3 separate regions of the Homo sapiens genome follow, and all the other regions are linked to region 1. A link is a loop called in an ENCODE intact Hi-C map of the cell type or tissue named here. Cell type or tissue: PC-3. All regions are shown on one strand.

What was found. Peaks named below come from ENCODE experiments on the same cell type or tissue, not always from the same donor. Only the 100,000 strongest peaks of a DNase experiment are listed, where the experiment ranks them.
Region 2: a loop joins it to region 1, with 4 times the contacts of the local background. A loop is called at or near these places in 2 of 110 quality-filtered maps.
Region 3: a loop joins it to region 1, with 10 times the contacts of the local background. A loop is called at or near these places in 2 of 110 quality-filtered maps.

What each region holds. Positions count from the first base shown.
Region 1 is chr3:159,763,022-159,771,021 of GRCh38, forward strand. The region is part of intron 4 of IQCJ-SCHIP1 (IQCJ-SCHIP1 readthrough); the gene reads left to right. SCHIP1 (schwannomin interacting protein 1) reads left to right here. Exons shown (of 8, transcript NM_014575.4): 2 at 1,422-2,117. It overlaps IQCJ-SCHIP1-AS1 (IQCJ-SCHIP1 readthrough antisense RNA 1), which reads right to left and starts at 5,591. Exons shown (of 3, transcript NR_121669.1): 1 at 5,553-5,591; 2 at 5,283-5,478; 3 at 2,361-2,722. RefSeq lists silencers at 563-782, 893-972 and an enhancer at 1,071-1,648. In PC-3, CTCF peaks have their summits at 3,736 and 3,941; DNase peaks (open chromatin) are centred at 230, 930, 2,420, 2,790 and 2 weaker places; H3K4me3 peaks cover 4,558 bases; H3K27ac peaks cover 3,507 bases.
Region 2 is chr3:159,160,195-159,168,194 of GRCh38, forward strand. All of the region lies in intron 1 of IQCJ-SCHIP1 (IQCJ-SCHIP1 readthrough), which reads left to right. The region is part of intron 1 of IQCJ (IQ motif containing J); the gene reads left to right. Among named protein-coding and RNA genes, the nearest start is that of IQCJ-SCHIP1, 95 kb to the left of the region's middle. In PC-3, no CTCF peak of the experiment used is centred here; a DNase peak (open chromatin) is centred at 4,077; H3K27ac peaks cover 1,973 bases.
Region 3 is chr3:159,925,621-159,933,620 of GRCh38, forward strand. The region is part of intron 9 of IL12A-AS1 (IL12A antisense RNA 1); the gene reads right to left. Among named protein-coding and RNA genes, the nearest start is that of IL12A, 59 kb to the right of the region's middle. RefSeq lists an enhancer at 4,065-4,214. In PC-3, a CTCF peak has its summit at 3,941 (motif pointing right); DNase peaks (open chromatin) are centred at 3,261 and 4,051; H3K4me3 peaks cover 708 bases; H3K27ac peaks cover 2,940 bases.

The DNA of each region.
Region 1 (8,000 bases):
GTCCTTTCTCGCACTTACCCTCCATTCCCCTTACACACACCTCGCTGAGGTCATCCTCAGCGTGCAGCCCGGAGGGGAAGGGAAACGTGAGCTAAAGCAACAGGTTCCACCCACAGCCTGAACTTGGAAGGGGATGCGGCGGCGGCAAGGCGGCTGGAGCTGCGCGGTGGAGGGAGAGGAAGCGGCGAGGAGGAAGGTGGAAGGGAAATGATGGTGCATGACCACCGAGCACACGTCACTCGGGCTCCCACATGGGCTTGTGTATGTGCGTGTGTGAGGGGAGGGAGGTCCTTCACAGGGTCACTCGGGCACTTCCGCGTGGAATAGGAGGCGCCAGGCTCGTGCTTTGGGATGCCGGGTGGCTTCGGCGGGGTAACGAGTCACGCAGAGACGGCTTGAGGCAAGCCAAGAAAATACGGGTGTCGGCGTGAAAATACACCACTCTTCCCAGCGCGCCGCCCTTGCTAACTGGCTGGACCTGCGCCCCTAACGCCCAGTGCCCCCTTCTTTTGGGCCTATCTTGGCCCCTCCAACCCCATCCCAGCCTGCCTCCTGCTCCAGCCTGCCGCCGCGAAAACCGGGACTGCGGACTGCGCCGCGCCCGGCAGCCTCTGGGCATGCTCGGTGGCGGGACCGGCTCCACCGCCAGGAGGGCGCGTCCTCCCTCCCCTAGGGCGGTGACGGCGCCTGCAGCGACTTGCCGCCGCGCCCCGGCCAGGCACACCTTTTGGGGAGGCGGGGGACCACCCTGCCCGGCGTGGGCCGAGAGCGCCCCCCACCCCGAGCCTTCCGGCGGGTGGGAGGAGGGGCCGGCCAGGGAGACGCGGAGGCGGGAGTGAGACCTCCGACTGCCAGCGGTTCCTTACAAAGTAAAGCTCAGCTCGCGCGCGGACCCGGGCTCCCAGCCGCGGGCGGGGAAGGGGCGGGGCGGGGCGGGGCCGGGCCGGGCCGGGCCGGGGCGGGGGGTGGTCTCAGCGCCTAGAGCGAGATGCGAAATTAGTAGCCGCCCACCCCCTTCTCAGTTCCCGCCCCCAGGGAATTATAATTTCCTGGGAAAGTGTCTGGTTCTCGGAGAATCCTTGGGGCGGGGTAAAGGGGCGCGCCTGGCGCAAAATGGTTAATACAAAGTCTGCGCGCGCCGCGGGGCCCCTTGTATGAAAAGTGTGCGCGCTGGTGGCTGGGCACCCCTTTGCTAATTTGAGGGTTAGTTACCGGCAGGAAGTCTGGTTGTGCGAGAGGAAAGGCGGGCAGGAGGGAAGCCTCAGGCTGGTGCTGGCTCCCGCCCCCAGGCCTCCTTGGGGGACGCACCTCTGACCCAGCGGGCGCAGGGTGCGGGGCACTGAGCCGGGGCATTTGGGGCGGGTGGCGGGAGGCTGGAGCAGGCTTGGCCCAGCAGCTCACTCTCTACCTCCTCCCCCTAGGATTACCGAGAGGATGGGATGGATCTAGGCAGTGACGCCGGCAGCAGCAGCAGCAGCAGCCGCGCCAGTTCACAGTCCAACTCCACCAAAGTGACCCCTTGCTCCGAGTGCAAATCTTCATCGTCGCCGGGGGGCAGCCTGGACTTGGTGTCTGCCCTGGAGGACTATGAGGAGCCCTTCCCGGTCTACCAGAAGAAGGTGATTGATGAGTGGGCGCCGGAGGAGGACGGGGAGGAGGAGGAAGAGGAGGACGAGCGCGACCAGCGAGGGTACCGGGATGACCGCTCTCCGGCCCGGGAACCGGGGGACGTAAGCGCCAGGACCCGCAGCGGCGGCGGCGGGGGCAGGAGCGCCACCACCGCCATGCCGCCCCCGGTGCCCAACGGCAACCTCCACCAGCACGACCCCCAGGACCTCAGGCACAATGGCAACGTGGTGGTGGCTGGCCGGCCGAGCTGTTCCCGGGGCCCCCGCCGGGCGATCCAAAAGCCCCAGCCGGCTGGGGGCCGGCGCAGTGGCCGCGGCCCGGCGGCTGGGGGGCTCTGCCTTCAGCCCCCAGACGGCGGGACGTGCGTCCCCGAAGAGCCCCCGGTGCCACCTATGGATTGGGAGGCGCTGGAGAAGCATCTGGCCGGGCTGCAGTTCCGGGAGCAGGAGGTACGGAACCAGGGCCAGGCGAGGACCAACTCCACCTCCGTAAGTTGGCCGGGGTGCGTGCCCACGCGCGCACACACGCGTACACACCCCGCGCACAGCCCGCACGCCCCCTCCCTGCGCTCCCGCCCGCCCGCGGCCCCATTCATTCTTCCTCGAGGGTGGGGGCCAGGCCAGAGAGCCTGCCGTCTGCTCCCCTGGGGATAAGGTTGCTCGGTCTGTGAGCTGTCTGGGTTTGCAGGATGGGCGGAGAGGAAGGAGGAGCAGCCAGAGGGCAGCGGAAAGTCGGGTTAGTGGAACCGGCGACTCATTTTAATGGAATTACTTATGGAGACCAGGTTGTGAGTCACTTGCCTGAAAATAAATCCGGGGAGATTCTGGCACCAAAAGTCAGTGCCTGCGGGGGATATTTCAAATCGTAATAGTTGTGGCTTTGTCAATCGTGGTGGCTCTCCTCTCGTTGCCACTAATGTCTCATCCATATATAGGCTTGTTCCTATGCACACGCACACATTCGCCTGCCCACACCACCGGTCTGGCAGCGGGGTTCGTTCCGTCTTGTGTTAAGCAGATGCTCCTGTATTTGAATGGGTTGATTTTCCTCCTCTAAGACTTTCTTCCTTTATGAAACCCGAGTTATTGTTGACCTGGGGGAACGGGGTAAATGGACCTGTCAGGATAAGGGAGGGGTTCTTCCCTCGGTCGCCTGACTCACTCCCTCTGCTGTGAATCCCTCCTTGTTTTGATAACGGAGCCACTTACAGTTTCTTCCCGGAGGCTACTGCCTCAATTCAGGAAAGCCAGACAGGGAGGGGTGCTGGAGTGGAAAAGAGGGAGGGAGGAGAGGAGGGCTGCATCTATAATAAGAAGCACTGGCAGGTTCACACTTGTCTCAACATCTTTTTTGCCCCTGAGAGAAGAGCAGATAAATGACTTAAAAGAAAACCATCATGAAGGTAGCTCCCCTGTTTAGCACTGCTTTGAGATAAAGCAACAGTTGTAATTTGAAATCATTAATGATGACCCTAATTAGGGCTGAAGGGCGTAGTTGAAAGGAGCTGCTTTCTGTGTGTGGCAGCTGTGTGGCAGGTGGGAAAATGCTTGCCTTGCGGGTGTAATTTTTGCGACACCAGGACCCCGGGGCTCCTGAAAATTGGGTGCATGCACTTCTGACTTCAGGGGTGAGGATGGTAACTGTGTTTCACAGAGAAATTGCCATGGTTCTATCAGAGAGCGCCCTTGGCTGACAGAGCCTGCTGGTTAGTTTCCCTTGGGAAACTACTTAATAAATTAGCATACTCATTTTAATTCCAGCTGTTTAGGAGTTTACCATGGCCATTAACAGACGTGGAATCTTTCCATTACAGTCAATACTATCTCTTATACCTTGCAATAGAAAATATCCTTTTCCCACTTTGTGCTTGAGAAAAATACCTCATTAATACCTGGGCTTGAACAATGAGTGGGAAATAAGCAGGAGGTTAGTTTGCTATTGCGTGACATTTATACATTCCAGGAAAATTTAGTACTTGGGTATACATGCAAAGTTAGGGTTTGATGGTGACAATGAGCTCCATTATTCAAAAGTTGTGGAACAAATTGTTTTTGAGCACCCATGTATGTGCTGTGTGCCAGGGATGGTTCTGAGTGCTGTAGTTACACATCAGTCCACATGGGGCTGAAATTCTGGTGAGGGAAGGGTAGGGATACAGACTGCCTTCCCTCCAGGAACTTAAAATTTGATGGCTTACCTAGCACCACCTCATACCCCCACCCCCAACGCATCTTCTGGTTATTGTGAAGACTATGAATCTTTCCTTCTTGGGCAGTCTTTGAAACCAATGGTGTATCCTCACCTAGTGAACAGTTTGCATATTTGCATATTTGGGTTTCTTTCCTTCACTTCCAGCTTTCCTGGAAATGCCCCTTCTGGTCATTTCCTCTACAAGTTACACAGAGAAATTTAGATTTCATTGTGTCAAAGCAAGGATGTATACAGAAAAAAGGGAGAAGGAGGTAGCATTTGAGGTTAATGGTGGATTTTTTCATGTTTTGGTTTGTGTTTGAACAAAATTACTAGTCAGTGTTGGTTTAGAATACTGTTTTTCAAACAGTAAGTTTCCCATGAAATCACCTTAGCATTTAAAAAAATGAAATAAAATAGAATGTATGATAGTGTATTGCAGGGAGTCATAGTAAAGTTGGTAATTTTTAAAACTTTAGTTTTATATGTATGGTGGGTTGCAACATAAAGTTTACTTCTCACTATGGGTCGCTGTTATAAAAGATTGAAAAGCACTGATTTAAATCCTGTTTAGTGCTGCCTGGAGTACGTAAGGGAATTTATGACCATGAGGACAGAAACCGGAGAAGAACAAAGGAGCCGTGTGGAAGAGAAGGCCTGCCTTGAAGGAACTGTTCAAATCCAATGATATTTTACTCCTCTTTAAAATGTCTTGTATGAATATATTTAAGTGGCATTAATACACACCACTAGGAATGGGGTATACAATGAAAAGGGGATAGCTTCTCTTCACCAAGTAAGCCTATTCCTACTTCAGGGCTTTTGCCCTTCTGTAACCTCTGCTTGGAAGCAAGTGTCTGGTTCCTTCTCATCATTCCAGACTCAGTTCAACTCTCACCAGCTCAGAGAAGCTGTCCCCCACCACCCTTCCTAAAGTAAAGTAACAGCACTGCACCCCAACTCCAGCACTCCTGGTGTATTGTTTTCTTAGTGCTTGTCACTATCTGACATTATCTTATTTAGTCCTCTATTTTTGGTCCCTCTGAAATGTAGGCGGGAGTTCTTGCCTGTTTTTTAACTCTATAACCTATTGCCTGGAACATGCCTGGGATGGAGTAGGTTCTCAAATATTGAATGAATGAATGAATGAATGTTTATGACAACAACACAACCCATACCTAATCCAACTCCCATTTTACAGTTGAGAAAATTGAAGCCCAGAGAGGTTAAGTGATTTGCCTCAGACCCAGTGAGAAACTTATGAACAGGGTTTTGTTCTTTCTTGTGACACCAGACTAGTTCCCCGCCCCCTTTTTTAATGCTTAAAATAATTTGAAATAAAAGGAAAGGAAGGAGCTCCCACCTCCCTGAAACTTAAAGGGTTTCCTATTGACAAGTCTCTTATTGCACTTCCTTAGAATTAAGGACATAAGTAAACTGGGAAATCATCAAAACCCCCTTACTTATGAGTCTTCTTTTGTAGACAGGGTTTTGTATTGTTTTGTTTCAATGACATACTATTGGGTTCTGCAGAGCAGGGTAGTGACAGAATCCATGTCTCCTCACTCCACATCCAGTGCTCTTTCCTTCCTCTTAGTTGTGGTGATGCACGCAGAAGGATGACTGAGGTCTCAAAAATGGGATGACAATCAGCTATCCCTAATTCAGATAAGATTGAGAGGCAAATTTAAAAATGCACAATGTTTAGGTGGGATTTAAAACCTAGCACTGACCTTCACTTTGCGATGGGTTTAGAAAACTAATCTCTCTCTTGGTATCTGTGGAGGATGATGAGCTTGGATGCTGTCAGGAACTATCTTTGGTGTCACAGCATGGAAGGGCCTGGGGAGTCCTGATGGAAACACTCTAGTGACTGGATCCTTGCTCCATCTCAGAGCTGGGGGCTCAAGACAGACCTCCAGCACCTGGTCCAGCCCTCCACTGTGATGTCATCACCTGGGACAGCCATATCCCCAGTAGTTCGCATTGTGCCTGGCACAAATAAATGCTTGAAACATGCAGAGAGGGTGAGGGGCTCTACCCAAAAACCAGAACTACTCCCAGAAGTGCCCCTTCCATGGGCAGCCCCTGCTCATCTGGTGTCAGTGTGCTTCTCACAGTCCTGCCCTGGGCTTGTATTCCGTCTTGTGCGTGAACACTCTTAATAAATTCAAGGGCCATAGATGGAGTAAAGAAAGGTTCTGGGGTTGGTGCCTTTGATGTCAGATTAGGAGTCCTGCTTGCAGAAGTTCATGTTTCTCTTAAATTCTTATCTTCTTGCCTACTCTAACTCTGGTGCACAGGACTGGACAGTTTTCCCTCTTATGAGAGCGGGCCACAAACAGTCGGCTTTCTCTCTTCTGCTTCTCCAGGACCTTAGTGCATCACTGTAGCCCTCTTGCTCCTGTTCAAAAGGCTCTGTGGACCTGTTGCCAAGTGGGGTGGGAGGGGGGGCACTGCCTCAGTGTACTCTTCCTCCTAAATGGAATATAATTACACATCTTTTTCTCTGTGTTTGTCCCTGAGGCTTCCTGTCCTTCATGGGACGTGTTCCTCCATGTCTAGCCTGTTCCCTGTCTCTGGAGACTCAGCCTATTTTGACGCTTTTCTTTAAAAATAGCTTTATTGGCCAGGCATGGTGGCTCAGGCCTGTAATCCCAGCACTTTGGGAGGCCAAGGCAGGCGGATCACCTGAGGTCAGGAGTTCGAGACCAGCCTGGCCAACGTGGTGAAACCCCATCTCTACTAAAAATACAAAAATTAGCCGGGCATGGTGGCGGGCGCCTGTAATCCCAGCTACTCGGGAGGCTGAGGCAGGAGAATCGCTTAAACCCAGGAGGCGGAGGTTGCAGTGAGCCAAGATCACACCATTGCACTCCAGCCTGGGTGACAAGAGTGAAGCTTCGTCTCAAAAATTAAATAAAATAAAATAAAAATAGCTTTATTAAGGTATAAGTGACATACATCAACTGTACATAGTTAAAATGTACAATTTGATGAGTTTTGACATATGTATGGCATATGTATGTGTTTTGACACACCTGTGAAACCATCATGAACATCAAGATAATGAACATATTTAGCATCCCCAAAAGTATCCTTGCACTCCTTTGTAATACCACCATCTTGTCCCTAGGCAACCAACTGATCTGATTTCTATGTTATAGATTAGTTTATGCCTTCTAAAATTAACATAAGTGGAATCACAGTATGTGTGGATTTTTGTGTGGCTTCTTTAACTCAGAAAGTGATTATTTTGAGATTCATCCATGTTATTGTATATATCAGTGGTTCGTTTGAACTCTTGCTGAGTAGTGTTCCATTTTGTGGATATACCATTTTCATCTGTTGTTATACATGTGCATTGTTTCTAGGTTTTGGCTATTACAAATAACATTGTTATGGACACATGTATACACTTTATCTATTTATTTTTGGGGTGAAGTTTTGCTCTTGTCACCCAGGCTGGAGTGCAATGATGCTATCTTGGCTCACTGCCACCTCCGCCTGCTCAGTTCAAGTGATTCTCCTGCCTCAGCCTCCTGAGTAGCTGGGATTACAGGCAGCCACCATCATGCCTGGCTAATTTTTGTATTTTTGTAGAGACGGGGTGTCACCATGTTGGTCAAGCTGATCTTGAACTCCTGACCTCAGGTAATCCGCCCACCTTCGCCTCCCAAAGTGCTGGGATTACAGGTGTGAGCCACTGTGCCGGGCCTGAATATACACTTTCATTTCTCTTGGGTAAATAACTAGAAATAAGAACGGCTTGATCACGTGGTAGGTGTATGTTTACCTGTGTAAGAAGCTGCCTGTCTTCCAAGGAAGTACTATTTTACTTTGCCATCACATGATGCTTAAATCACTGAAAGAGGTTTCCCCTTTTCCCATTGCTCTATTCCATCTGCATCCTGCTTTCCAGGACACCTCCCTTCAGGTGGCTGGGTGGCTGCTCCCTCCCTCTTAAGAGAAAACAACAAGAGAGCAAGGAGATCACTTGTCACATCCAACCAGTCTTTACTCCTGTTGTTTAAAAAAGGAAAGGAATCATTTTTAAATTAGAGAAGAGCTCTAGCTGTAGACTCAACACATTTTAAGTGCAGTTTTATTATTTTTTAGTGCCTCTGACAGGTGCATTTTCCTCATTTAATGAGAAGATAAGAACAATTTTAATTGACACG
Region 2 (8,000 bases), 600 kb before region 1:
TGCTGCCCTGTTTCCATCACCAACACTCACACCTTCATCCGGGGGAGGAGGTACTCATTATGGCTGTAATTTTTTGAGCACTTACCACATATCCAACATAATTCTATTATTATTTTTTTCTTTTTTGAGATGGAGTCTTGCTCTGTCACCAAAGCTGGAGTGCAGTGGTGTGATCTCGGCTCACTGCAACCTCTGCCTCTGGGGTTCAAGCCATTCTTCTGCCTCAACCTCCTGAGTAGCTGGGATTATAGATGTGTGCCATCACGCCCAGCTGATTTTTGTATTTTTGTTGTTGTTGTAATTGTGATTTATATTTTTATTTTTTTATTTTATTATTTTATTTTATTATTATTATACTTTAAGTTTTAGGGTACATGTGCACAATGTGCAGGTTAGTTACATATGTATGCATGTGCCATGCTGGTGTGCTGCACCCATTAACTCGTCATTTAGCATTAGGTATATCTCCTAAAGCTATCCCTTCCCCCTCCCCCCACCCCACAACTGTCCCCAGAGTGTGATGTTCCCCTTCCTGTGTCCATGTGTTCTCATTGTTCAATTCCCACCTATGAGTGAGAATATGCGGTGTTTGGTTTTTTGTTCTTGCGATAGTTTACTGAGAATGATGATTTCCAATTTCATCCGTGTCCCTACAAAGGACATGAACTCATCATTTTTATGGCTGCATAGTATTCCATGGTGTATATATGCCACACTTTCTTATTCCAGTCTATCATGGTTGGACATTTGGGTTGGTTCCAAGTCTTTGCTATTATGAATAATGCCGCAATAAACATACGTGTGCATGTGTCTTTATAGCAGCATGATTTATAGTCCTTTGGGTATATACCCAGTAATGGGATGGCTAGGTCAAATGATATTTCTAGTTCTAGATCCCTGAGGAATCGCCACATCCACTTCCACAATAGTTGAACTAGTTTACAGTCCCACCAACAGTGTAAAAGTGTTCCTATTTCTCCACATCCTCTCCAGCACCTGTTTCCTGACTTTTTAATGATTGCCATTGTAACTGGTGTGAGATGGTATGTCATTGTGGTTTTGATTTGCATTTCTCTGATGGCCAGTGATGGTGGAGCACTTTTTCATGTGTTTTTTGGCTGCATAAATGCCTTCTTTTGAGAAGTGTCTGTTCATGTCCTTTGCCCACTTTTTGATGTGGTTGTTTGTTTTTTTCTTGTAAATTTGTTTGAGTTCATTGTAGATTCTGGATATTAGCCCTTTGTCAGATGAGTAGGTTGTGAAAATTTTCTCCCAATTTGTAGGTTGCCTGCTCACTCTGATGGTAGTTTCTTTTTCTGTGCAGAAGCTCTTTAGTTTAATTCGATCCCATTTGTCAATTTTGGCTTTTGTTGCCATTGCTTTTGGTGTTTTAGACATGAAGTCCTTGCCCATGCCTATGTCCAGAATGGTAATGTCCAGGTTTTCTTCTAGGGTTTTTATGGTTTTAGGTCTAACGTTTAAGTTTTTAATCCATCTTGAATTAATTTTTGTATAAGGTGTAAGGAAGGGATCCAGTTTCAGCTTTCTACCTATGGCTAGCCAGTTTTCCCAGCACCATTTATTAAATAGGGAATCCTTTCCTCATTGCTTGTTTTTCTCAGGTTTGTCAAAGATCAGATAGCTGTAGATATGTGGCGTTATTTCTGAGGGCTCTGTTCTGTTCCATTGATCTATATCTCTGTTTTGGTACCAGTACCATGCTGTTTTGGTTACTGTAGCCTTGAAGTATAGTTCGAAGTCAGGTAGCGTGATGCCTCCAGCTTTGTTCTTTTGGCTTAGGATTGACTTGGCGACACGGGCTCTTTTTTGGTGCCATATGAACTTTAAAGAAGTTTTTTCCAATTCTGTGAAGAAAGTCATTGGTACCTTGATGGGGATGGCATTGAATCTGTAAATTACCTTGGGCAGTATGGCCATTTTCACAATATTGATTCTTCCTACCCATGAGCATGGAATGTTCTTCCATTTGTTTGTATCCTCTTTTATTTCCTTGAGCAGTGGTTGGTAGTTCTCCTTGAAGAGGTCCTTCACATCCCTTGTAAGCTGGATTCCTAGGTATTTTATTCTCTTTGAAGCAATTGTGAATGGGAGTTCACCCATGATTTGGCTGTCTGTTTGTCTGTTATTGGTGTATAAGAATGCTTGTGATTTTTGTACATTGATTTTGTATCCTGAGACTTTGCTGAAGTTGCTTATCAGCTTAAGGAGATTTTGGGCTGAGACAGTGGGGTTTTCTAGATATACAATCATGTCATCTGCAAAGAGGGACAATTTGACTTCCTCTTTTCCTAATTGAATATCCTTTATTTCCTTCTCCTGCCTAATTGCCCTGGGCAGCACTTCCAACACTATGTTGAATAGGAGTGGTGAGAGAGATAGAGACACAAAAAACCCTTCAAAAAATTAATGAATCCAGGAGCTGGTTTTTTGAAAGGATCAACAAAATTGATAGACCACTAGCAAGACTAATATAGAAGAAAAGAGAGAAGAATCAAATAGACGCAATAAAAAATGATAAAGGGGATATCACCACCGATCCTACAGAAATACAAACTACCGTCAGAGAATACTACAAACACCTCTATGCAAATAAACTAGAAAATCTAGAAGAAATGGATAAATTCCTTGACAAATACACCCTCCCAAGACTAAACCAGGAAGAAGTTGAATCTCTGAATAGACCAATAACAGGCTCTGAAATTGTGGCAATAATCAGTAGCTTACCAACTAAAAAGAGTCCAGGACCAGATGGATTCACAGCCGAATTCTACCAGAGGTACAAGGAGGAACTGGTACCATTCCTTCTGAAACTATTCTGATCAGTAGAAAAAGAGGGAATCCTCCCTAACTCATTTTATGAGGCCAGCATAATTCTGATACCAAAGCTGGGCAGAGACACAACCAAAAAAGAGAATTTGAGACCAATATCCTTGATGAACATTGATGCAAAAATCCTCAATAAAATAGTGGCAAACCGAATCCAGCAGCACATCAAAAAGCTTATCCACCATGATCAAGTGGGCTTCAGCCCTGGGATGCAAGCCTGGTTCAATATACACAAATCAATGAATGTAATCCAGCATATAAACAGAACCAAAGACAAAAACCACATGACTATCTCAATAGATGCAGAAAAGGCCTTTGACAAAATTCAACAACCCTTCATGCTAAAAACTCTCAATAAATTAGGTATTGATGGGACGTATCTCAAAATAATAAGAGCTATCTATGACAAACCCACAGCCAGTATCATACTGAATGGGCAAAAACTGGAAGCATTCCCTTTGAAAACTGGCACAAGACAGGGATGCCCTAATTTTTGTATTTTTAGTAGAGATGGGGTTTCACCATGTTGGCCAGGCTGGTCTTGAACTTCTGAGCTCAGGTAAGCCTCCCACCTAGGCCTCCCAAAGTGCTGGGATTACAGACTTGAGCCACCATGCCCAGCCTCATTTTTCATGTATTATCTCACTTGATCCTTGTAACAATCCTAGAAAGTAGGATGTGATTATCTCTCCCCTTTTACAGGAAGTAACTGAGGCAAAGAGTGTTTATTATCTGCCCAAGGTCACACACTAGTAGCAGAACCATACTGGAGGTTGGGAAGTCTGGCTTCAAAGCCCACACCTGAACACTGCATACACTACGCTTGAGGTATGAGCACATCAGGCCTCATTCTCTGCATATGTGTACCAGGCAGAGAGCATTCTCTTTCACCATAATTACATGGTGATTAACTGCCTTAACTTACAAAAGCTTAGAAATCCATCTGAGTGCAAATCTGGGAATCTTTAATCTTTAGGTTAAATATGCAAAGTAGTTTAGAAAAAAAATCAAGAAATGAATTCAAAGTATAATTGTGCTATATTTGTTAATAGCTTGGCAAGTTAAATTCACCCAAGTGGTAACCCCTTTAAACTTACTTTATAAAACTTCTAAGGGATCATAAAACCCAAAAGTAAATGAGTCATGTCAAAAGGTTGTCCTTGGGTTCTCTGCCAGAGCTATGATCACTCCTGGCCTTTTTGCTACAATAAGAAACTCTCAGGTTATACTTCCTGCTTCCCCACTGACCTGCCTTTTACAGTACTAGGTATGTACAAATCAGATGTTCACAAAGTAGGGAGTGGCCATATTTTCTTTGCTACTGAATCTCAGGTTTATTGCTTTGTCTTACTGTCTTTAAAAGTATTTTAAAAATGCTTACTAAACTCTCAGTCAAGCTTTGCTTTATTGTGTAAGCCTACTATAATTAGAATTAGGTTCAGCTCTCCAGGCGCGGTGGCTAACACCTATAATCCCAGCACTTTGTAAGGCCAAGGTGGGCGGATCACCTGAGGTCAGGAGTTCGAGACCAGCCTAGTCAACATGGTGAAACCCTGTCTCTAGTAAAAATACAAAAATTAGCTGAGCATGGTGGCACATGCCTGTAATCCCAGCTACTTGGGAGGCTGAGGCAGGAGAATCGCTTGAACCTGGGAGGCAGAGGCTGTGGTGAGCCGAGATCACGCCATTGCACTCCAGCCTGGGTGACAGAGAGAGACTCCATCCCCTCCCCCCCAAAAAAGAGGTTCAGCTGCGTGTGACAGAAAGCCCAAAATAACAGTGCATTAAATATCATAAAGTCTTATTTTTCTCTAGAGCTCTTTTGGAAGGTATACCATGATTAAGCATTTTCTAGATCTTAGTTCCACTGTTCTCACATTTCATTCTTGACTTCATGGTCTAATGTGGCTGCTAGAGCTCCATCAACCACATCTTTATTTTAGGCAGCTTTGTGCTATACAGTACTTGTATTTACATCTTATTCACCAAAATTAGGCACATGATTACATACAGGCAAGGGAAACTGAAAAATGTACCAAACTAAAAGTAGGAATTTTACTGCTATGAAAGAAAGGTGAAATGGATGTAGGCCTGTAGTTAGGAGCCTTTGCTACACAAACTACTTAGTTACCTTAATTATGATTGAAGCATCACTAGGGACACATACCCTAAGCTCAATTGCCTCATGAGGCAAATAAATGTCTTGAATGTTCTATTTGCATGTCCAAATATATACTGTGATGATAGCACATATCACAAGGTGTTAAGGTATTAGTCCACCCAGATGGCACATCATGTTAACAGGGTCTTCTGAATACAAATGCTCAACTCAGGGACTGACTCCAAGAGTGGTAACTTCAGGTACTATGTGCCAGAGAAAGACAGATGTGGGGGATGGCAGGACTTTGGTTTATCCCTCAGATTATATTACACAGGCAATTGTGTATTCTCTGTGAACATAAAGCTATGTCTGTATTTTCAATTACAACAGAAACTATACTGAAACAAGCCTCATTTTGTGAAGCTGGGGCTATTGTTAAATTCTATTAAAGTATATTTTATAAAATGTTAAAGCTTCTTTTTTTTTTTTTGAGACAGATTCTCACTCTGTTGCCAGGCTGGAGTGCAGTGGCTCGACCTCGGCTCACTGCAACCTCTGCCTCCCGGGTTCAAGCAATTCTCCTGCCTCAGCCTCCTGAGTAGCTGGGACTACAGGCATGTGCCACCATGCCCAGCTAATTTTTGTATTTTTTTTTTTTTTTTTTTTTTAGTAAAGACAGGGTTTCACCATGTTGGCCAGGGTGGTCTCCATCTCTTGACCTCGTGATCTCCCCACCTAGGCCTTCCAAAGTGCTGGGATTCAGGCATGAGCCACCGCGCCCGGCCAAAGCATCTGTTTTTTTGTTTTGAAGTAAATACATATGTGTCTTTGGAAGTCTTTGGCATCTTGCAAGTGCATCATGCATTTGAGTCGCTGGCTCATTTTCCTACTTTTCTGATTTTCAAAGAAATAATTTTATTGATGTTTTTCTCCAGCAGGTGGAAATCCTAACAGATTCATGCAATGCAGGAAGGAGTTGCTAAGCAACCGTTTCCACTGTTTAAAAAAAAAAATCCAAACAAACCTTCCTTTTAAATACCAGCAGCATGTGATAAATTAGATAACTCTTCATCCAACTTTGAGCAAACTTATATAATTTACAAAAATTATATCATCCATTTCTGTTTCCTGCTCTTTTGTAACTTTCATCAACAATGGCACAATCTTCAAAGATGCAGTTTTAGATCTGGGTCAAGCTAACCGTGGAGCATAACACATAACAGTTAGAAATCCTGCTGTACTCTCAGTTATGGCTTTGCCAACCTGACATCCATTGACATGAGAATTCTTATAATCTGTCTTTGATGTCTTTGGAGTTAAAATTATGTTGGGACAAGTCTTGGGTCCTTCAGAAAAGTGGATTCTTTGTGGGCACTGGATTGTAATTAAACTTTAACACTAGCTCCTTTACTCCCCCAAATAAATTAAGTGATTTAATATAAAAGAACTAGCTCAAGAATTTGGGGATATTACCCTTTCTAGCACCAAGTGCAGCAGTGTGCATTCGGGAGCATTTAAATATATTTATCAGATTTTCTTCTGTGTGGAGGCTGGAGGATGGTTTCCTCAGGTTACAGGAGTACTTTATGCAAAGGAAAAATTGAAGGATCCCTCTAATCAGCCAGTAGCTGATTTCAAGACAAAGGCTCAGAATTCTTCCTAGAGGAAATATTAAAGAATATTTTAGTATTCGAGGTGTGCTCCCTCAGCAAGTCTTCCAAGAGGCTGTTGGGAGTGGCCGCTGGTAAGCTGGGGTAGATACTGTTATGGGGCATGTGTCTAATGCATCTGCAAATACTAGGGATATTGGAAACTTAATCCTGCCTATATCATAAAATTAAATTCTGTAGGAGGCAACCCTGGTATTTCCTAGTCTGACTGGTGGACTTGCATATACAAGGCTGCCATTGATCAAACTAAAAATTGGCAAGGTTTGCCTTTGACCCCTACTTATTTATTCTGCTGGGGACTCACCCAACATTCCTGTTGCCCAGAAATCAATACCAGCACAGGTATTTCTTGCCATTTGAACATGAAAATCTACTGGATTCAGCTACTGTGAAATTCTTGTACTTCTATAGCTTTTTATAACATGAGTTTTCATAGTCCTTATCTCATTTGCCTCCCTATAGCAACACTATTGATAAAGCAAAGCAGAATAATTGATTTCCATTTTCTGAAAAGGAAAATTGGTCATCCAAGTCACGGAGCTGAAATTGGAACCGAGAACTTTCTACTTTCAGTTTAGGGCTCTAGTCATAACATTGCAGCTCATAATTTCTGTTTTGCATCTCTTTTTTAGTGCACCCTGCTAAATGATTGATTAATAATACATTAAAATAAAGTGAGTTAAATTCTCATTGGGTCATCTTAGCTTAAAATGTTGTCCTTTACAGATAACATTTGAATCTCAATCCTGGAATATAATGCTATATTTAAGTGGACATTTAAAGCGTCATGAATTGTTTTGAAGATGGAAGAAAGTATTTTCAGGCAGAATTCTTGAATTAATTAATTAGTAAGTCAATATTGGATGAGTTTCTACCAGGTTACCAGCCCTGGTGTTACAGAAGGAAGCAAAACAGACATAATCCCTACCTTTATGTATTTTACGTCCCAGGTAGCTCATTTGTATCTACAAAATAGATATATTTTGTCTATATCTAAGGTTGCCTTTGCTGTGAAGGTAAGACTATCAAATGCTGGCCATGATAGAGGAGGAAGAGAAGAGAAGACAAGAGATAAAACTTAATTCCATAGGTTTACAAACTATTCTTTGTCACTTCTTTTCAGAGAAGTTTTGCACCACCTAGATGGGCCCGCAGAGGCAGGGAAGGTAAGGAAGATTGGTAGATGCTGGCAGTAAAATTCTTGCCCAGGTGAGCTGGCCTTTTTCCCCCAATTCTAGGACCATCTGTGGCCTCAGAGAGGGGGCCACAGTGTGTGGTGAGAGGGCACTGATGGTGTTGAGTAGACTGGATGTGAGAACAACCAGTCCTGTTTCAAAGTACATCTGCAGAAGTTCTCACTGCTAGGGATCCGGCCTTTACCA
Region 3 (8,000 bases), 160 kb after region 1:
CAAAGGGCCCAGGACTGTGTTTGGCACATAGTAAGTACTCAGAGTTGAGAATGAATGAATATGTGCCTGAAAGTTGCTTGGTGATGATTCTGTACAGAGGCATAAAAGATTTTCTTCACTGTTCATGCTAGGCTTAGAATCCCCAAACCAAGTTCTCAAATCCTCCCCTAAACTGAAAGTATCCTCCCTGGAGATATACATCAGACATTGCTGAATATCTCAAATGAGAAGCAATTACACTTATTTCCCTCCAGTGCTTTCCCTTCTTTAGAAGAATTTCCCTCTTATGAGCCTGGCATCTACCTTGTCTTGCCTTCCTGGATGCCTCATCCATGCACAAGCTGAGCTCCCTGAGGTGTTAATAGCTGGGCCGGCCGGCTCCCTGGGTCCTTCAGCTCTGTCTCCAGTTCCCAGTAACAATGGCATCAGCCTGCGATCTCGGAGCCATAATGACTTCTAACCCACATGTATGTTCTCCAGGTTTCTTCCTTATTCAGCCATCTAAAAGGTCTCACTTTAGTCTGGAGATTCATGCCGCATACTAGGAGGCAGAGGGGAAAGAAAAATTTGCAGTCCAAAGACCTGAGTTCAAACTAGCCAGCAGATCTTGAGCAATTGCTCTGAATCAAATCTCCAAAATGGGCATAAGAAAGGTTCCTGCCCTGCAGGGGCATTCTGTGTATGGGAAGGTATGTTAAAACGACTTTGAAAACTAAACATTTTCATGTCAAAAGATGAAATTTGGCATCCTGAGAAGGTATTTAGTGATGCTCCCATTCATTCTCTCAATATTGTAAGTACTTTATCAACTAGATAAAGTTGATTAAAATCAATTGTCTGGCATGGCGTGTGTGTGCTCTGTGCCATGGCACACAGTAGAGAAGAGCAGGGCTGGATTCATACTCAGGTCTTTGGGTCTAAGTCCACCTGTTTTTCCATTCTGCTGGACAGCTGGTTTCCAGGTCAGCAGGAAGCAAGCATTCCTGCTCAGGAGGGCAGGCCATAGTGTATGGTGACTTCCTCTGCATATTCCTCTACTCTTGGTCTCCCAAACCCTAGTTTCCCCCCTTTTCTTCAGGGCTTTGGTGCTCCTCAAGACCACAAATCCATCTGTTAAGATGGGGGCGGTCTTTTCTTCTTCCTGAAGGCTTTGGCCCCTGGGCCGAGGCAAGCCCGTATTCATTGCTTCATAACAGTTATTTATACCTCTTCATGGGATTCTCATCCATGCACCACCCATTCAAAATTTCCTGATTAGAGACCAGCCAGTAGCAGTGGTTCACACGTGTAATCCCAGCACTTTGAAGGCCAAGGCAGGAAGACCACTTCGGGTCAGGAGTTTGAGATAAGCCTAAGCAGCATAGCAAGACCCTGTCTCTACAAAAATAAAAATAAAAATTAGCCAGGCATGGTGGTGTGTGCCTGGCATGGTGGTGTAGTCCCAGCTACTCAGGAAACTGAAGCAGGAAAATCTCCTGAGCCCAGGGGTTGGAGGTTCCATTGAACTATGATCATATCACCGAACTCCAGCCTGGGCAACAGGGTGAGACCCCGTTTCTAAAAAACCGACCAACAATAACAACAACATTTTCTGAGTACCTATTATGTGCCAGGTGCTGTCTCAGGTACTTTGGTCACACCAGAATTGAGCCAGGTACAAGTACAGTCCCTAACCTTGAGAACTACCAGCTGGTCTGTGGTGAAGTCAGGATTTGAACCCAGGCAGGTTGTGAGTTTTACATCAAAAGGGTTCTTCGAGTTCATTGAGTCCAATCCTCTCATTTTATAGATGAAAATGCTGCTTCAGTATTGTAAATATTTACAGTATTCTAAGGACTTTGAAACTATGAGATACGTACAAAGGAAGAAAGAGAGGCAAAGAACTTTTAAGTAGCTTGCCTAGGATTGCATAGCCAGGCATAAATGGCAGGGCTGAGATTCAAACCCTGACGGCCCAGCTTCAGTGTCCACACTGTTGACCACTAACCTGTCTGTCTTACTAAATGGGGAGTAGAATGTGGGCCCACTGGAAGCTGCCAGGCCTCGGGTCCACTGCAAGGCACCAGCCCTTCTCCCACATACCTGTCAGGATACCCTCTTCACCACCCAGCATGCCACACAAGGCCTGATCTTGAGGCAGAGAGCAGAAATGGGGTCAGTGGCAGCCCAGGCAACAAACTAGAGAGGAGTTTGTTCTCTGCTGTTTTCTCCCAGCCTTCAGTCAGCCTGGGAGAGTGATTTCCCAGCATCTCCCAAGTCATACAGAAAAGCCCTTGGAGACACAATGGGGGCCAAGCAAATAGCCCCCACCCTCCAGCTGAGCCCTCGCCACTCCTCTCTCGCCAAGTCCTGCAGCCCCTTTTGGCCTTTGCCTGACTTTGAGGGAACAAATCACCAATCTCCAATTAGGACTGACATTTGAGTGGAGAAACTTCAACAGATGGGTTGAGACAGATCTGCGGATTAGATACAGGGCCCTCATGAAATGTCGAGTCAAAAGTCCCCTCTGGGGTCTATCAGGCAAAGCACTCCAACTGGCCCTGAGCAAGGCAGGCCTGTGGAATCTGGACAGAGGCCTCAAGCCTGCCATCTCTGAGCCTGGGCTGCACACACACCACTCCTTGCCTTGCAGCACATTTTTGCAGCTACTTCCTGCTGTCAAAGAACAGACAGACTCATCTCCTTTGTGCTGATGTTTCTGGGTCCCAGCCATGTCAGCATCAGCCTACTTCATGCCCCTGCAATACAAGGAACCTGGTCTGAAAAGCCTTCTAACTCTGCTACTGCTTTCAGGGACCCACAGCCACTTTAAAACCATCACTCATCCCATATTTATTAAGCATACAATATGTGCCAGGCATTGTGCTCAGTGCCAGAGATCAAGTGGTAAATATGGCAAATATGGTCCCCTGCTTTACAGAATTGATGGTCCAATGGGGACACAGGCAATCACAACAAAGACTAATGATTATAGGGCTAGGAAACCTAGCTTAGTCTGGGGGGCCAGGAAAGACTTTCTGGAGGAAATCTGAGATTTAAAACATGAATGGAGTTTAAACAAGCAGAATGAAGAAGAGGAAGGAGAACTGGGCGAAAGAGGATTTGAGTCAGAGAGAGGAACACATGCAGAGGTCTTGGTTTGTGAAGAAATCCTCAGCTTTTAATTAGGGAATGCTGTGAAGAATGTGAGTGATAGGATGGCTATGGAATGTGGAGAAAGGAGGCTGGCAGGACAAGGATGGGCAAGGTCACCAAGGGCTTGTAAACCAAGTTAGAAGTTGTACTTATGAGGACAGCAGAAGCCAGTGTTGGGTTTTATGTAAGCAAAAGTGTGTCTGACTCAGCATTCCATGGTCATGATTCGAGTATAAAAATGAACTGGCCCAGCCAGGCGAAGTGGCTCACGCCTGTAATCCCAGCGCTTTGGAAGACCGAGGCAGGCAGATCACCTGAGCTCAGGAGTTTGAGACCACCCTGGGCAACACTAAAACACAAAAGAGTTAGCCAGGTGTGGTGGCACGTACCTGTAGTCCCAGCTACTAGGGATGCTGAAGCACGAGAATCACTTGAGCCCTGGGGCTGGAGGTTGTAGTGAGCCAAGATTGCACCACTGCACTCCAGCTTGGGCTACGGTGAGACTGATTCAAAAAAAAAAAAAAAAAAAAATGAGCTGGCCCTTGGGCTTGCCGTCACCTCCTCAGATAGGCCTCCGCTGAGCACTCTAGCTTGCCTGGGGAGGAGGGACAGAGCTTTGATGTGAATGGAAGCTGGAAATTGTGATTGTCCCAGGCGTGACTGGTAAGTTATGGGATCCAACTGGGCTATGTTTTAAAGACTTCAACATGGCTCCGTCGATCACATGTCTTGCAAAAAACCAAGCCTTCCATTTCATAGCCAACCAACAGAAGCTCCATCTGGCCCACTTGCTATAGTGAACACCAGAGGGAACCAAAGCCAGACCTTTGAGGAAGAAGTGTGAGGAGGGAGGTGGATGTTTCCCATAAAAGAGTAAACATGAACTTTCACTTTCTCTTGGACTCCAGGGAGGTATCAACAGCAACACTAAAACATTGAAACAGCATTACTTCCGCAAACAACTCACCCTGACAGAGTCTCATTCCTCAAAAAGAATGGTTTTAAAAGAATGGTGTGAACTCCACAAGGTTCAGCAGTAATAGTGAGGGAAACACAATAGGGGAAGGCCTGTGAGCTCATCCTGTGTGGGGAGGGGCCGGCAGGAAGTCCAGGCCCTGCCCTCAGTGACAGCAGGACTCCAACACTCATTCTGGAAGCCAAAATAAAGAAGGGGCGCTGACATGGGGTTGGTTGGGAGAAAGCTGCTTACCTCACAAAGAGGGAAACTAAAACTACCACAAATGTGAACTATGGCTCTGTGAGTGGAGCCAAGGGGAGCGGGATTTCCTCTTGCTGTTCAGGAACAAGGGTTTCATGAGGCAGGTCTCTGGGCCAGACAGAGCCCTCTGTTTCTGCCTGCACATGGCTTCATCCTCAGAGGGTCTTCAGGAAGAAATGAGGCTCGAGTGTTCAAAAGTTCCCATTAGTCTTTACCTTTGAAAGGCCATTTTGAAAAGACTGATGAAAACTTGACACGTGTAAATATTAACCATGTATTGAATTATACACACAGGAATGATGAGCACATCTCATCATCAAGAAACAAGCAGTTATTTTACAAACCACGTACACAATAAAAATCCTTCCATGGAAGCATGTCTCCCCATCTCTGAATACCACAACTCAAGTGTCTAGGTTTGAGGTTTACTCAGGCACTGGACTTTGAGAAGACAGCATTTATTTTTATTTTTGTTTATTTTCTAAAGACAGGGTCTCACTGTTGCTCAGGCTGGAGTGCAGTGGCACAATAATAGTTCAATGCAGCATCAGATTCCTGGGCTCAAGCAATCCTCCTACCTCAGCCTCCTGAGTAGCTGGGACTAGAGGCACACACCACCACACCTGGCTAATTTTTAAAAGTTTTTTGTAGAGTCAGGGTCTTGCTATGTTTTCCAGGCTGCCCTTGAACTCCCGGGCTCAAGTGATCCTCCTGCTGCAGCTTCTCAAAGTGTTAGGATTACAGGGGTGAGCCACTGTGCCCAGTCAGGAGAATAGTATTGATTGATGCATATGAGACTAGCATGCACTAGCATGGACCAGCCTTGACTAAGTCTGGCTCCTGAAAATGAGTTCATAAACCGAGAGTCTCTTTTGGTAATCAATGAAAATGATAAATGGGCTGAGAAATTGACCATTAACTAGGAAAGCTACAGTAATTGGATTCTTTTTTCATCTGGAGAAACGGGTTGAAGAAGAAAAGCCCACAGAGGCTGATGGGGCTTTTGGGAGGAGATCACTTGTTAAGTGTCATTAAATATATAAAAAGTTATGTGAAAAATGGTGAGCAAGATCTTTTTAAATCCACAGAGGAAAAATGAGAAAATGTACTTAACTAGCCACTCAGTCACCTAACCTAGTGGTCCCAACCTTTTTGGCACCAGGGATTGGTTTGATGGAAGACAATTTTTCCACAGGGGTGGCAGGCAGGGATGGTTTTGGGATGAAACTGTTCCACCGAAGATCATCAGGCATGAGTTAGATTCTCTTAAGGAGTGCACAGCCTAGATCCCTCACATATGCATTTTACAGTAGAGTTCACACTCCTGTGATCTGCTGATCTGACAGGAGGCAGAGCTCAGGCGGTAATTCTTACTGGCACTGCTCACCACCTCCTGTGCAGCCCAGTTCCTAACAGGCCATGGACTGGTACCAGCCCACAGCCCAAAGGTGGGGGCCCCTGCACTGAGGACCCCTGCCTTAACCCGTTTTGCACACTCTCTTCCCTCAACTACTATCCTCTGTGTCAAAAGCTATTTGGAGAATCGTGAAGCTTGCTTGTGCTTCAAAACTATGTAAAACTCATTCTAGGACTTTCTCTGCAGTTGTCATTTTTCAAAATGGCTGCCATGAAGCAATTGGCCAGTTTAACAGAATAAAGATCACTAGTAAAATACAGGAGTTCATATGAGTGGACACATTATCTTAGCTATCACATCTGTCCTTGATAGTCCCCTAGCCACCATGGCCAAGGTCACCAGCACCCTGTAAAAATGCTGATAACCAGGCATCAAAGATTTTGAGAACTTTCTAGGCTTCTCTCACATCACACTTGATTTGAGCCCCCTCCCTCTCCAATTCTGCTTCCTAAAACGCCATTCTTTTCCCCCAAACCTAGAGTTTTCCCACAGTCTCTGGGTGGATTACTCAGTTGTCCTGAGATGCAGGTTTTGTTTTTTGTTTCAGCCCTAGTTCATTTGCTGTCTCATCTTTGGTTTTATATTTTATAGCCTATGGGCAAATCCTACCCAGTGTTACTGATCAGCTCCAACACCACAACTCAGCTCCCTAAAGAAGGCTCCTCTTCTCTGGGAGGAGAAAATCAGCTTTTTGGCCATTTGTTGTGTTGTTTTATGGCCCCAAATATGTGAATCAAATAAAAGTTGGTACCCATAGTTTTTAATATTGGTATGGTTTTCATGCAGTAGCTTTACTTTAAGGGGCATCTATCCTAGACGGCCAAATGCTAACAAAAGATCAGGAAGACCTAGCCAACATCTCCCAAATGCCACTCTTTGCAACAAGTAGTGTTAGCATATTACATAAACCATGATTTCATGGTCAAGAAAGTGGCACAAATGCTATGTTTAAGTTTATCATACCTAAACAGTGCTGGCACATAATAGGTATACAATAAGTATTGTTGATTGAATGCATGAACTAAATACACATCTACAGGACTTCTCAGAAGCTTTACTGTTTTGGTGTGCACTATAAATCTCTAAGAGATTTTTCTCAAAACCTGCCCAAGGGATCCCACTCTTATTTTTCAGTGAATGCCAGGTATCATCTCATGGAACACTGTTATGTAGAGGAAATTAGTGTAAGAAATGCTGACCTAGTTCCTTCTCCTCCAAAGTGATATATTCACTATACTCTAGCCAGTTATATCTTTTGACCCAAAGCTACTTAAAATTATTATTTTTTTAAGATGGAGTCCTGCTCTGTCACCCAGGCTGGAGTGCAGTGGCGCGATCACAGCTCACTGCAACCTTCGCCTCCCAGGTTCAAGCAATTCTCCTGCCTCAGCCTCCTGAGTAGCTGGGATTACAGGTACATGCCACCACACCTGGCTAATTTTTTTTTATTTTTAGTAGAGACAGGGTTTCACCATGTTGGACAGGCTGGTCTCGAACTCCTGACATCAAGTGATCTACCTGCCTCGGCCTTCCAAAGTGCTGGGATTACAGGCATGAGCCACCACACCTGGCTAAAATATTTTTAACTATTTATTATAATCAAGCATATTTTCATCCAAATCATGAAAAAGAGCTTCCCACCTATGCATACACCTTTCCATGGAATTCTCCAAAAGATCTCAATAGAAGAGGATTATTGGCCCTTTAGAGAAGTCATATGCACTGAAGACCTTGACTGATTGGTTGAGTCTCCCAAAATAGAAGCTTTTTGGTCATTTGTTGTCTTGTTTTCTGGCCCAAAATACCTGAATCAAATAAAATTTGGCATGCATAGTGTATTAGTCTGTTATCATGCTGCTAATAAAGACATACCTGAGACTGGGTAATTTATAAAGAAAAAGAGGTTTAATGGACTCACAGTTCCACATGGCTGGGGAGGCCTCACGATCATGGCAGGAGGTGAAGGAGGAGCAAGTCACATCTTACATGGCAGCAGGCAAGAGGGCATGTGCAGGGGAACTCCCTTTTATAAAACCATCAGATCTCACAAGACTTATTCACTATCATGGGAACTGCATGGGAAAAACCAGCCCCCATGATTTAATTACCTCCCACCAGGTCCCTCCCATGACACATGAGAATTACGGGAGCTACAATTCAAGACGAGATTTGGATGGGGACATGGCGAAACCATATCATCCCACCCCTGATTTCAAAACCAATCATGCC